Linked DNA regions of Homo sapiens: all the other regions are linked to region 3. A link is a contact called in ENCODE Hi-C or POLR2A ChIA-PET data. All regions are on one chromosome and are shown on one strand. Each heading gives the region's core, a stretch centred on a gene start or an enhancer-like site at or near the end of the contact. The rest is flanking DNA. Distances are from core to core; before and after follow the strand shown.

The links. Hi-C counts contacts between places; a loop is a spot of excess contacts on that map. ChIA-PET counts read pairs that join two places held with the same protein, here RNA polymerase II (POLR2A). Pooled maps may share reads with other maps.
Region 1: a loop to region 3 is called in a pooled map, with 2.8 times the contacts of the local background. The contact joins the enhancer-like site here to the promoter of PEA15 in region 3. A Hi-C loop is called at or near these places in 4 of 50 pooled maps. POLR2A ChIA-PET finds 5 or more read pairs at or near these places in 2 of 52 experiments (GM12878 and activated T-cell).
Region 2: a loop to region 3 is called in a pooled map, with 2.9 times the contacts of the local background. The contact joins the enhancer-like site here to the promoter of PEA15 in region 3. A Hi-C loop is called at or near these places in 4 of 50 pooled maps.

Annotation. Positions count from the first base shown.
Region 1 is chr1:160,545,642-160,549,579 of GRCh38, forward strand. It overlaps CD84 (CD84 molecule), which reads right to left. Exons shown (of 7, transcript NM_003874.4): 7 at 1-2,680. The coding sequence ends at 2,615. All of the region lies in intron 1 of CD84-AS1 (CD84 antisense RNA 1), which reads left to right. Among named protein-coding and RNA genes, the nearest start is that of CD84-AS1, 11 kb to the left of the region's middle. RefSeq lists an enhancer at 2,630-2,899 and a silencer at 3,797-3,846. Within about 2 kb of position 2,655, at least 6 of the 41 ENCODE cell types and tissues checked have a DNase peak (open chromatin) inside an H3K27ac peak, as active enhancers do; they include GM12878, where a contact is called at or near this core.
Region 2 is chr1:160,663,431-160,667,228 of GRCh38, forward strand. No RefSeq gene overlaps it. Among named protein-coding and RNA genes, the nearest start is that of SLAMF1, 18 kb to the left of the region's middle. RefSeq lists enhancers at 1,991-2,050, 2,064-2,625. Within about 2 kb of position 2,246, at least 19 of the 41 ENCODE cell types and tissues checked have a DNase peak (open chromatin) inside an H3K27ac peak, as active enhancers do.
Region 3 is chr1:160,203,425-160,206,942 of GRCh38, forward strand. PEA15 (proliferation and apoptosis adaptor protein 15) reads left to right here and starts at 1,960. Exons shown (of 4, transcript NM_003768.5): 1 at 1,960-2,098. It overlaps PEA15-AS1 (PEA15 antisense RNA 1), which reads right to left. Exons shown (of 5, transcript NR_123725.1): 3 at 1,914-2,952; 4 at 1,647-1,710. RefSeq lists enhancers at 1,166-1,265, 1,616-1,665 and a silencer at 1,816-2,075.

The sequences.
Region 1 (3,938 bases), core at 1,405-3,904, 340 kb after region 3:
TTTTTTGAGACATGGTCTCACTCTGTTGCCCAGCCTGGAGTGCAGTGGCAGGATCTCAGCTCACTGCAACCTCCACCTCCCAGGTTCAAGCAATTCTCCCACCTCAGCCTCCCAAGTAGCTGGGATTACAGGTGTGCACCACCACGCCCAGCTAATTTTTTTGTATTTTAAGTACAGATGGGGTTTTGCCATGCTGGCCAGGATCCTCTCAAATTCCTGACCTCAAGTGATCCGCCCACCTTGGCCTCCCAAAGTGCTGGGATTACAGGCGTGAGCCACCGTGCCCAGCTGCATCCTGATATTTAATGCTTGCCAGAATTTGATTGCACCATGCTTATTGGCTTCTATCTTTTTTTTTTTTTCGAGATGGAGTCTCACTCTGTCTCTCCCAGGCTGGAGTGCAGTGGTGTGATCTCAGCTCACTGCAACCTCCACTTCCTGGGTTCAAGCGATTCTCCTGTCTCAGCCTCCAGAGTAGCTGGGACTACAGATGTGTGCCACCACACCTGGCTAATTTCGTATTTTTAGTAGAGATGGGGTTTCACCATGTTGGCCAGACTAATCTCGAACTCCTGACCTCAGGTGATCCGCCTGCCTTGGCCTCCCAAAGTGTTGGGATTACAGGCGTGAGCCACCACCCCAGCCGGCTTCCGTTTATCTGTAATTCCCACATGTACAATGTAGTGAGGAAAACAAATAATTAGTTATGCTGTAAGGCTGAATGAGATGAGTTTTAGTGATAGAAGGACCAAAGAGGAAAAAACAGCAGTGTGAAAAGATCCCTGATTAATTTTGATTCCTGATACCAGGGAAAGCTTTACAGAAGAGGTACCTTTTGAGGTGGGCATTGAAGGACATGTAAATGGACATGGGGTGAGGGCACACATCTGGCTGGGACACTCTGCCACACATAGGCAAGGGACTGTGAGCATGCATGGTGCATCTGGAGAGGTGCTCTGAATACACCCCACTGATCCAGGCCCCTGCTCATTTTTCATGCTTCTCTCACTTGGAGGCCCTCTGTCTTCCTCATTCTCTATCCAAATTTCATCCATCCTTCAAGGCCCAGCTTCAGCCCTGCCCCCTCATAAGGTATTTTTCTGACTGTTCATGCTATTACTTGCAGCTGCAGTTCAGCGTTAACTGTAGTGTCTGTGCTGGAATTGTCTCCTGAGCTACACAAGAGCAGACATTATGCACATCTTCTACTTTGGGGCCTTGCAGCTCCTAACATAGTGCTAATGGTAGTTGGTGCTAGATGAGTCTATGGATTCATTTACTGGGACTGATGTCTTTATCTGCCTAATTGCAGCCCATTGCTGTCCAGCCTAGGACTATTCATTGGGATTTAGGAGTTAGCCGATTATACTTGCTAACACATAAGGGAAACACTTCCTTAAATGATCATATGAATGTCTTGCTCAGTTGTGAATGATTCTTCCTCATTGAGGAGAGTTAATGCCTGTGTAAGCTGGCTGGTGATCTGTTTGTGGGGCATGCCAGGGTGGCGGCACTCTGCCTCAGCTTAAACTCTAGTTCTCTGAGTCTTTGGAACTGGGATGAACCCAGTTTCATCATCTGCACCATCATCTCCCAAGTTCCTTCTGGAGAATGACTCTGCTTCTTGCAAGGTCTTCTATTTTGATGGTTGGATTATACCCAGTTCCCCAGAAGTGTGAGAAATATAAGCTGGTCAGTTCCTTTTGGAGAGTGGGAATACTGGGCATGGCTGCTTCTTCTGCTGAGGCTGCTTGGAGTGATACAGAAGGAAATCTTGGCCAGAAAGAAAATCCTATAAGGCTTCTGAAGTAGCACTCCAAGAAAAGTGTCCCAGCAGTCTCTAGACCCTGCAGAAAGAACATTTTCCAACACTCCATTTGGAGAGTGTGTCTACATGGCTGAGAGCCACAACTCTGACAGAGACCCACACAGCACTGTCATCTGTGTTTGGACTTACTAAGCCTGTTATGCCCTGCACAAAGATTCCCAGACAAAGGGATGAGTGTGCTTATATGCAGCCCACATTCTGCTCTCCAAGCCATGCACTCGGGGGAAGGGCTGCATCTGCCTCAAGCGAAGGGTACATTTTCCTAATTTGCTCAAGATGCGTGGTGAAGGCCACGCACCAGGGATCTTCACACATACTGACTGTGAGCAGAGCATCTTGGCTGGTGTGCCATGGCCTATTACAGGTGTGCAAAATATTGATCCCCTTCTCCCACAGTTACTGGGCAGGGTTGTTACCTCCAGTCACAAGAGGCCTCTAGTCATATGCAGCTTCCAGAAGTGAGCAATCTTGCTTGTTTATCCCAGTGTGCCATAAAAATATTATTTTCTACATGTGCTATGATGGGAAGAAGTTTGGGAAAACTATACTAGGTAACCTGCTTTGTCATTCATTCAGAAGGGAGTCATTTCAGGAAGGGTATGCATCCATTTGTCCATTTAGGCACAAGCTATGCCCAGCAGAAGGTTTCCTGCTTTGCTTACAGGCTGAGATGTGGCAGTTTGCAATCTCCCAGTAAGAGTTGGGCAGAGAAGATCTGGATCCAGGGAACCTGCCAGTATTGGTGGTTGTAACTCAGTTTCCAGAGGGAGAATTCAGCCCAGCAGCCTAGATCACAATTTCATAGCTTGAAGTCCCAGGAGGTTTACTGTCCTGTGTGCTGGCTTTCCCCATCTGTGCAGGAGAGAAGCGTGAGAAAATGTTAACTGAGAGGTGCTGCTGGGGAACTCCAGTCCTGCAAGTTCCCAGAGGAGTTAAGCAAATGGCACGGGGGAATGCCTTAGATTTGCCTCATGCTGGGGAAATCTGGGGTAGCAGGGCCTTGTTCTTTGCTGAGTCCCTCATGTCTGCTCCAGCTACCCCCCATTTGGGAGGCCCTGAGCAATTAACTTCTTAGCCCAGAAAAGAGCAATGGGAGGGAATGGGGGCGGGGGCATATTTGGAATGGATTTTGATTATAGACTTGAGGCAACATTCAGGTTCAAGCTACCTGCATTCCTTGTTCCTAGTTGACCCCTAGTTTTTTTGTATCCCAATAACTCCACTTTCACCTATACATAGTGGGGACTCACTGCCAGCATCTCCTGTGCTCTAGGCATTTAGAGGGCTGCAAACAATCTTCCCATTGGTTTGAGGAGTCTTAGGTTTTCAATTAAATACTGACCCAATAATTGTTATCTAACTTGTCTTTAAGGATTTATCTTGAGATGTCACAATCCAGGATTCCATGATTAATCCCTCGAATTTTATCTCCTTCTAAGTTAAGTTACTCTTGTTCCTCCAACTCTCCTTGAGATCCTGGCACAAATATGCTGGGCACCCTGACCCTCACTTCTTGCCTGTCCTCCTTTTCTTCTCCTCTTCTTTCCTCATTCCTCCCCTTCTTTTTCTTTCCCTCCTTCCCTCTCCTGATCACTAAGAAAGTAAATGTCCCTCTATCTGGTTGTCCAGTCCATTTGGCTTATCTTTTCAAGCAAACTGCCCTGTGCTTCAAGTCCTCCTTAAAAGGAAGTAGCACTGCCCTGCTTGTCGAGCTCATAGATGTCCTCCCTATTGCCTTATAGGATCACTCTCAATTCGTACTCAGTTTAGCTTCCTGCTTGGTAACTCAGCTATTAAACAGGAATACTTAGAAAACATGATTCTTTAAGCAACCCTAAAGCTGTCCTGATTGTAGCAGCAGTGAGGACCTTCAGATAGTGACAATCCCTCCTTAGATCCCCAAAATTTAAAGTCCTGTCAGAGGGCTTTGCATATGACAGAGAAGGACATAAGGCACAGGCATAAGGCACAAGGCACTTGGCACTACAAATGGTTGTGCAGGCTGCGTGTGGTAAAAGAGCAGCTGAGGGAGCAAATGAACTGAAATTCAGCTTCTGCTCCATTGCACCCATCTGGGCATCTGGCATGGGCCTGTGTTTGCTCAGAGGGA
Region 2 (3,798 bases), core at 996-3,495, 460 kb after region 3:
TTTTGAATGTTAAAACAGCAGTGTATATAAAGTACAGTATTTGCTATATTGTGAACACTCAATATTTGCTATTCTCTTCTCTTCCTCATTGTTTTGATCTGTTTTTCTTTCATTCCTGCAAGGATACACAACCCAGGACTTTCCACAGGAGGCAGTGTCTCCCCTTTCACCTGATCAAAACTCCTTTTTGCGCACAAATAATTAAACACATTCTTGGAAAGCCATTCATTCTTTGATGGAAGCCACCAAAAGTCTTAAGCAGCTGAGTGACCTGTTCATATTTTTGCTTTAGAAAGATTACCTTGCCTGGGCGTGGTGGGATTACACACCTGTAATCCCAGCACTTTGGGAGGCTGAGGTGGGCAGATCACCTGAGGTCAGGAGTTTGAGACCAGCCTGACCAATATGATGAAGCCCCATCTCTACTAAAAATACAAAAATTAGCCAGGCCTGGTAGCATGTGCTTGTAATCCCACTACTTGGGAGCCTGAGATGGGAGAATCACTTGAACCTGGGAGGCGGAGGTTGCAGTAAGCCAAGATTGCACCATTGCACTCCAGCCTGGGGCAACAAGAGTGAAAATCTGTCAAAAAAAAAAAAAAAAAAAAAAAAAGAAAGAAAAGAAAAGATTACTTTGGCCTTAGTGTGAGAGAAATTTAGGTAGACCTACAGGCTAGGAACAGATTTGAAGAAATGATGGGTCTTAACTGGAGAAGTAGCAATGAGGTGGGAGAGAAGGAGATCCATTGGAGAGTTATCTCATAGGTGGATTTTTCAGGGTTTGGTGACTTATTGAATGTGGGCTGTGAAGGAGAGTGGCCTATATACTATGGCCTTTACACTTCCAGTTCAGTTTCCCAGTAGATGGCAATGCCATTCTCTAAGAAAGGAAGTATAAGAGGTGGAGATAACTTAGGGGCAAAATTGAGAGCAAGGGGTATAAGATTATTTGTTGGCTTGGGATATGGTCAGTTTAAATGTTTACGGTTCATGCATATGGAGATTTCCAGGGGCTATTTGAAAACACAGAGCTGACTTTGAGAGGAGAAGTATAATCTGAAGGAAAGCAAACAAATATAGAAGTCATATTTTCAACTCCTTCATTTCACCCCAAGAAAGCTAATACTTAGAGACTAAAACTTCTAAGGGACTTACCATATGGCTAGTTTTTGAAAAGCCGTAACCAGAAACCAAATCTCTTGGGTTTAGGTCAATCCACCCATATCCTGATTGAGTTTCATTATGCTCTATTTACCTTCATGGTTCCCCAATCTAACAATGCCTGGCATACAGCAAGTGCTAAAAATGTTTGTGGAATGAATATACTGATTGTGGCCTTTTTTGGTGGGGGTAGAACTGGCCCCACACCTTCACATCATCACTGGAATTATGCCTCAGAAGCATCTTGGAAGTCAGCAGACCTAGGGAAGTCCTACTTAGCCATGAAATTTGCATTTCCCCAGGTACCTCCCAACCCCTCTCCACTTCCTCTGAGAGCAAAACCTCCGTTGTTCATGTCACACCCATGGGCAGCCTTTGTGCTCAGTACACAGACCTGATTGAGAAGATTGATAAAAGCAAAATAGAAAGAAGCCGTGATCTGGGTCATATGAGTTATACAACCATTTCCCTCTTATTTTACACTTGGGGAAACTTAAGCTAAGAGATCTTGTCTTAATTCATTAAAATTAGAGTTGCCAGCCCAGAAGAGAGGAAGGAGAAGTTTGGGACAGAGGAAGGCAACTAATACTTATTGAGCACTTACTGTATGGCAGACTTTATGTGGAATGATTTATTGAGGTTATCTCATTTAATCCTGATTTTAAAAATCATCCACATACGGAAACCGAGGTTTAGAAAGTTTACTTTTCCTGAGGTTCAGAAGCTGGTAAATGACGGTTCTGGAACTCAAACTCAAGGCTGTCTGGCTCCAAAGGTCATGCTCCTTCCCCTATACCACACAACCTCCCAGAAGCTTGAAATGTGGTTCTGGGTACTAGGTATAAGCTTGAAGACCAACCAAACATGCTCATTCCAGTGCTCTCTCTAGGAGCCAACAAGCCCTCCAACATTGCCCCCCTAGAAGGTCCTGCAAAATTGAGTTGTCTAGGGTTTGACAGAGTCCAGAAGACATTTTCGAACATAAGAAGGGCAATGGGTCAAGCCCCAGGGAGTACCCAGTAGTATCAACAAAGAAAGGAGAATGTGTATTTGACTTCCAGCCTCAGCCCTGCTGGTAACTTGCCAGACGGCCTTGGCCTGGCCACTTCCTTCCTGTCCTCCACCAAGATTACAGAAAATTAGGAAATGCAAATTTTATGGGCTTCCCTGCTGACGATTTCTAAGTCTTCTTTGTAGTAATCATTCCTATCACAAAGAGGGTGGGAAACGGTGATTATGGACCAGGGAGAGAGTCCTATTCCTAAGAAGTGGTTCTTGGACTTTGGAGAGGCAACAATTGGTTTGAGTCTTAACAAATGAGTGGGAGTTTGTTAGGTCAACGAGGAGTGGGAGGGGATTCCAGGAAGTGTAAAAGCTTGAGCAAAGGCATTGAGTAAATTCGGGGAACTGCTAGCAGTTCAGGAAGGTTGCAGCATTCAGTGCAAAGGAGGGGCCAAACTAGAAATTGGACAGGAGAAAATCACAGAAACCAAGCCACATAAGGATCAGTAGAACCCTGTAGGCTCTCCAACGAGCCTATCCTTGAAGGATTTAAGCATGAAAATGTTGTCATTATTAAACCTAGGCTTTAAAGAGGTCCTTCTGCTCTGTGTTGCTGTCCTCTGCCAGAGATAGCAAGACTGACAGAGGCTGTGCTCCTGTAGCCTGGGAGCCAGAATGGAGAGACACATTGGGCAGAGCCCGGCAGAGTCACAGGAACTTGTAGTCCCCATCTGTTTATTATTCATGGAAGCTTTCTCCTTTTCTTGATTGGATCAACAGAAAAATAAACTGTCGTCTTTGGCAGATGATTCAATGGGAATTCAAGGGTTTCAATGGGAATTCAAGGTTGAAAATGATAATGTACTCTGAGAACTCACAGGTCTATAAAAGGAGAGGCCTATACAAGGAAAGAAGAGGATGTGGTAAATGCAGAACAGACCCTCAGCATCTTGAAGGACCATCAAGGGGAAATAAGTATTGCAGACCTTTCATTAATCTGTGTAGTTAACTTTTTATTTGAAAATAATGTCAAAAGAGCTGCAAGAAAAAATTATTATTAATAATAGTACAAAGAACACGCTTATAAATATCCTGCAGGGAGGGGTCTACAAGTTGGCTGTGACTGTGAATACCTCTCTGTAATGTTTTGCCCATTTTGCTTTAATATTAGCTAGTTCTCTCTCTCTCTCTCTTTCTGTCTCTATTTGAACTATTATAGGGTAGGTTGCATATGGCATGGCTCTTTATCTTAAATACATCAGTGTAAAGAATTAGGATAATTTCTGACACAACTACAATATAGTTATCACTTAAGTAAATTTTACATTGATAACAATATTCTTGTCTAACCTACTGTTTGCATTTCAATTTTGTCGGTTGACCCTTTGTAACCATAATTTTCCCTCCAGGTCAGGATCCAGTCCAGTATTAGGTATTGCATTTAGTTGTTGTATCTCTTTAGTACCCTTCAACTGTAACATTTCCACAGCTATATCTTCTCCTTTATGACATGGATATATTTGAAGAATGCAGTCTTCCCACCCTTTCCCTTTTTTTTTTTTTTTCTTGAGGTGGAGTCTTGCTCTGTCACCCAGGCTGGAGTGCAGTGGTACAATCTCGGCTCACTGCAATCTC
Region 3 (3,518 bases), core at 710-3,209:
CTGCAACCTCCGACTCCCGGGTTCAAGAGATTCTCCTATCTCAGCCTCCCAGGTAACTGGGACTACAGGTGCCCACCACCACACTCAGCTAACTTTTTTGTAGTTTTAGTAGAGATGGGGTTTCACCATGTTGGTCAGGCTAGTCTTGAACTCCTGACCTCAGGTGATCCACCTGCCTCAGCCTCCCAAAGTGCTGGGATTACAGGCGTGAGCCACCACGCCAAGCCAACATTATATTTTTCATGGATCAGGTGTAAAGTTGTTGCTGAGAGACTTAGAGGATTTCTAAGTACGGAAAGATGAGACCTGAGATTAGATATATTTTCACTCTCCACAGACAAGTCCAGGAAGTGTTCCTAGAGAATGTGGCAGGGGTGTAGAAAGCAGAAACTATGTATTCATTCCAACTTGTAGCTATTTAATAAATGTTTAATAAGTAGTATGGGCACTAAGCTAGTCTTACAATAATATTGTGGAGCTTACTGTCTAGCATAGGTCAGTGGAAGGCCCCGGTCTAAATAATAGCTCCTATTTTTTAAGCACCCATCTGTGCCAGTCCCTAGAGACTTACTATTTCTGAATCTCAGAAGAACCCTCAGAAATAGACATTGGCACCCTGATCTGACCGGTGAGGACACTAAGGCTTTCAGGCATAACTTGCCCAAGGAATGGGTGGAACTAGCACGCAGCCCAAGGCCCCTGTGTCTTGTTGCCTCCAGACCTGAGCCTTTCACTTAGAAACTACATGAGTCTCAAAGATGGGTCAACGAAATAGTTTTTGTCCCTACAACACAGAGCAAACATGATATATACAAAGGCAAATGATTAGTGTGTGACAGGGAATGCTGGGGAGAGGAAACAGCAGAGAAATGCTATGAAACCCAGAGCAGCAGGAACTTGGGCCTCTTCTAGGAATGGTGTAGACCCAAGAAAGGAGGGGCTCGTTTGAGGTTTCTGGAGGAGTCTCTGCCAGGTAGGAACTGAGATGAGATGGGTGATCCTGGAAGTGGCACAAACACTGAGGGGAATCCCCCAACCTGGGCCTGCTGGAGTTCCTGGCAGGAAGGACCTACCCAGGGTCAGACTTCTTTCCAGGGCCAAACCCTGCCCAGAGCTGAGGCAAGACCCCTTAGGCTATAGAGATGGGGGTGAAAACAGATGCTTCTCCAATTCTTCCTTTCCTCTTTTCAGTCTGGCTGAGAATCTGGGGGAGGAAAGTCCCTGGGGTAGAGGGGAAGTGAGAGCTGCCACATTGGGCCTGGGCAGAGGGGCAGAGCTAGGAGATGGAGCTAAGTGTGGCTTTGCAAGTTGTCTATATTTGCATGCTGAGCTCACTGCTGCTCTTTTTCTCCCCAGAAAATAAAATTACATCATGGTAGGGGGAAGGCAGGAGTGGGGCATGTTTGGGAAAGGTGAGAGGCACGCAAGAGGGCCTGAAGGCATCATCCTGGAAAGAGAAGATCCAGGGCTCCTCAAGTCCCCATGTGGCCCCAACCCCTCACTCCCAATGTGGATAAGTCTGATCAGTCATTTTCCACTGCGCCCCTGACCCTTAAGGCAAGGCAAGAAGTTTTTACAAATATTAAAGCCAGCAGCTAAGAGAATCCAGCCCCCAAAGGCTTTCCAACCCCCTAAACCAAACCTACTCTGTGCCTCCCAGGGGTCCTAGGCACCGTGGTCATCCAAAGGTCAAAAGGGGAGGAGGGTGCCCTACTGGGTAAGAATTAAATATGAGAATTGTTTCGCAGTTCAGGGGGAAGAGACCGTCTCCGCTCCAGCCCTCCGCCCAATTCTGTCCCCCATCCTAGGAGTCTTCCAGAACCCCAGCCCCTCGGTCCCCCGCCCCCTCCTGCCTCTCCATCCCTCCCCCTCCTCCCGCCATTCCCCGCCCCCCGCCCCTCCCCGGCTCTGACATCACCGGCCAGCCGGGTGGAGTGAGCGGCGCTGGGCTCGGGCTCCGGCTCCGCGGGCGGAAGAGGCGGCGGCGGCGGCAGAAGCGGCGGCGGCGGCGGCGGGAGCCGAGGAGGAGGTTCCGGACGCTGCTTAGGAACCGGGGACTCAGGAGTGCCCGCGCCCTGAGCGCTCAGCTCCAGAGGCGGTGAGAGGGGCGGAGAGGAGACATGTCGCGGGGAAGGGGCAGATTTCGGGGTCTAGGCTTGGAGGGGCAACGATCTGGGACACCGGGGGCCAGACGGGGAGTGTGGGGACCCCGGACGAGTCCACTTTGTGTCAGGCCTCACGGGGTCCGTCCCTCGGTCGGTGCGTCCCGAGCGCCGAGCGTGTGCTGGAGGCGGCGTGGCTCCGGCCAGCCCGTTCCACGCTGAACGGCAGTTTGGGAGTCGGACCGGGGCCTGTGGATTAGGATGCAGCCTGCTTCCCGCCCAGCCGGCTCGGCCAGGCCAGCGCCCGCCCCTCCCTCCCCGCTCAGGCTTCGGACTCGCCTCCGCTGGCGGTCTCCCGGCCCAGCCCTGTCTCGGTTCCGCGGGCGGCTGGTACCATGTGCCCTCACCCCCAGCTCACTGCACCTGGGGAAGAGGTGGGCTTGGCGGAAAGCTTGTCCAGAGGGAAGGAGGAGCTGGGGGTGTAGAGAAGTGATGTATATCTAACGTAAAAACCCTTATTAATTTCATATAATCCGTGTCAAAACTGACAGGGAAACACGCACACCTATAAGGCACGCCAGCACACACAGTGACACACACCCATGTGACTTATACACATAGTCTAGCACACTCCAAATCACAAACGTCCCTGGACTACGCATCCGGCCGCCCACCACACCCCCACTCTGTGGGGTGGGGCATCCCATGAGGAGTCTTCTGAACTGCGGGCTCCAAGTCATCAGTCCGACAGGACAGCTGAGTGGACAGAAAGGGCCACTGTCCCCAAATCCATCCTGATTTTCTGGCAGCTTTTCCCAGCCCCATGGTTTCAGATTGTTCCTCTTTAAAACTGTGGGGAAAGATGGGAGAAAATCTTGGTCTCATTCCTCTAACACAAGGAGACAGGATTTTGCGGACTAATGAGGGTAGGGGCTTCTGGTGGCTTCTCTTCCTGGGTCCAGTTAGGGCTTAGCGTGCTGGGAGTGGCTAGTTTCTGGGTAAGAGTGGCCAAGGGATGGAGGAGGAGGGGGTGGAAGAAACGGAGAGGAAAAAGAATGGGTATGAGTCAGCCAAGAATGGAACCCAAGTCAGAGAGAGAATGAGAGGAATGTGTGTGAGAAGCAGACAGACATCTCCAGAGAGGTCTAGAGATAGTCAGGGAACCAGGGAGAGGGAGGAAGTGAGAGAAAGAGATGGTCAGAGAAGTGCAAACAGTGTTTGAGAGTGCACTAAACAAATTAGGGAGGATGAAGGTTGGGGGAGACCACTGGGAGTTAGGGAAAGTGGTACGTGTGTCTGGGCCCCAGGCTGTCAGAGCGATTAGCTTTAATTGCTCTTCCCTTTGTGGTTAAATACTCCATTGGGGAAATTGCCAGTGATGCCCTAGGCTGCAGGCTTCCCTGGTTGCCTACTTCC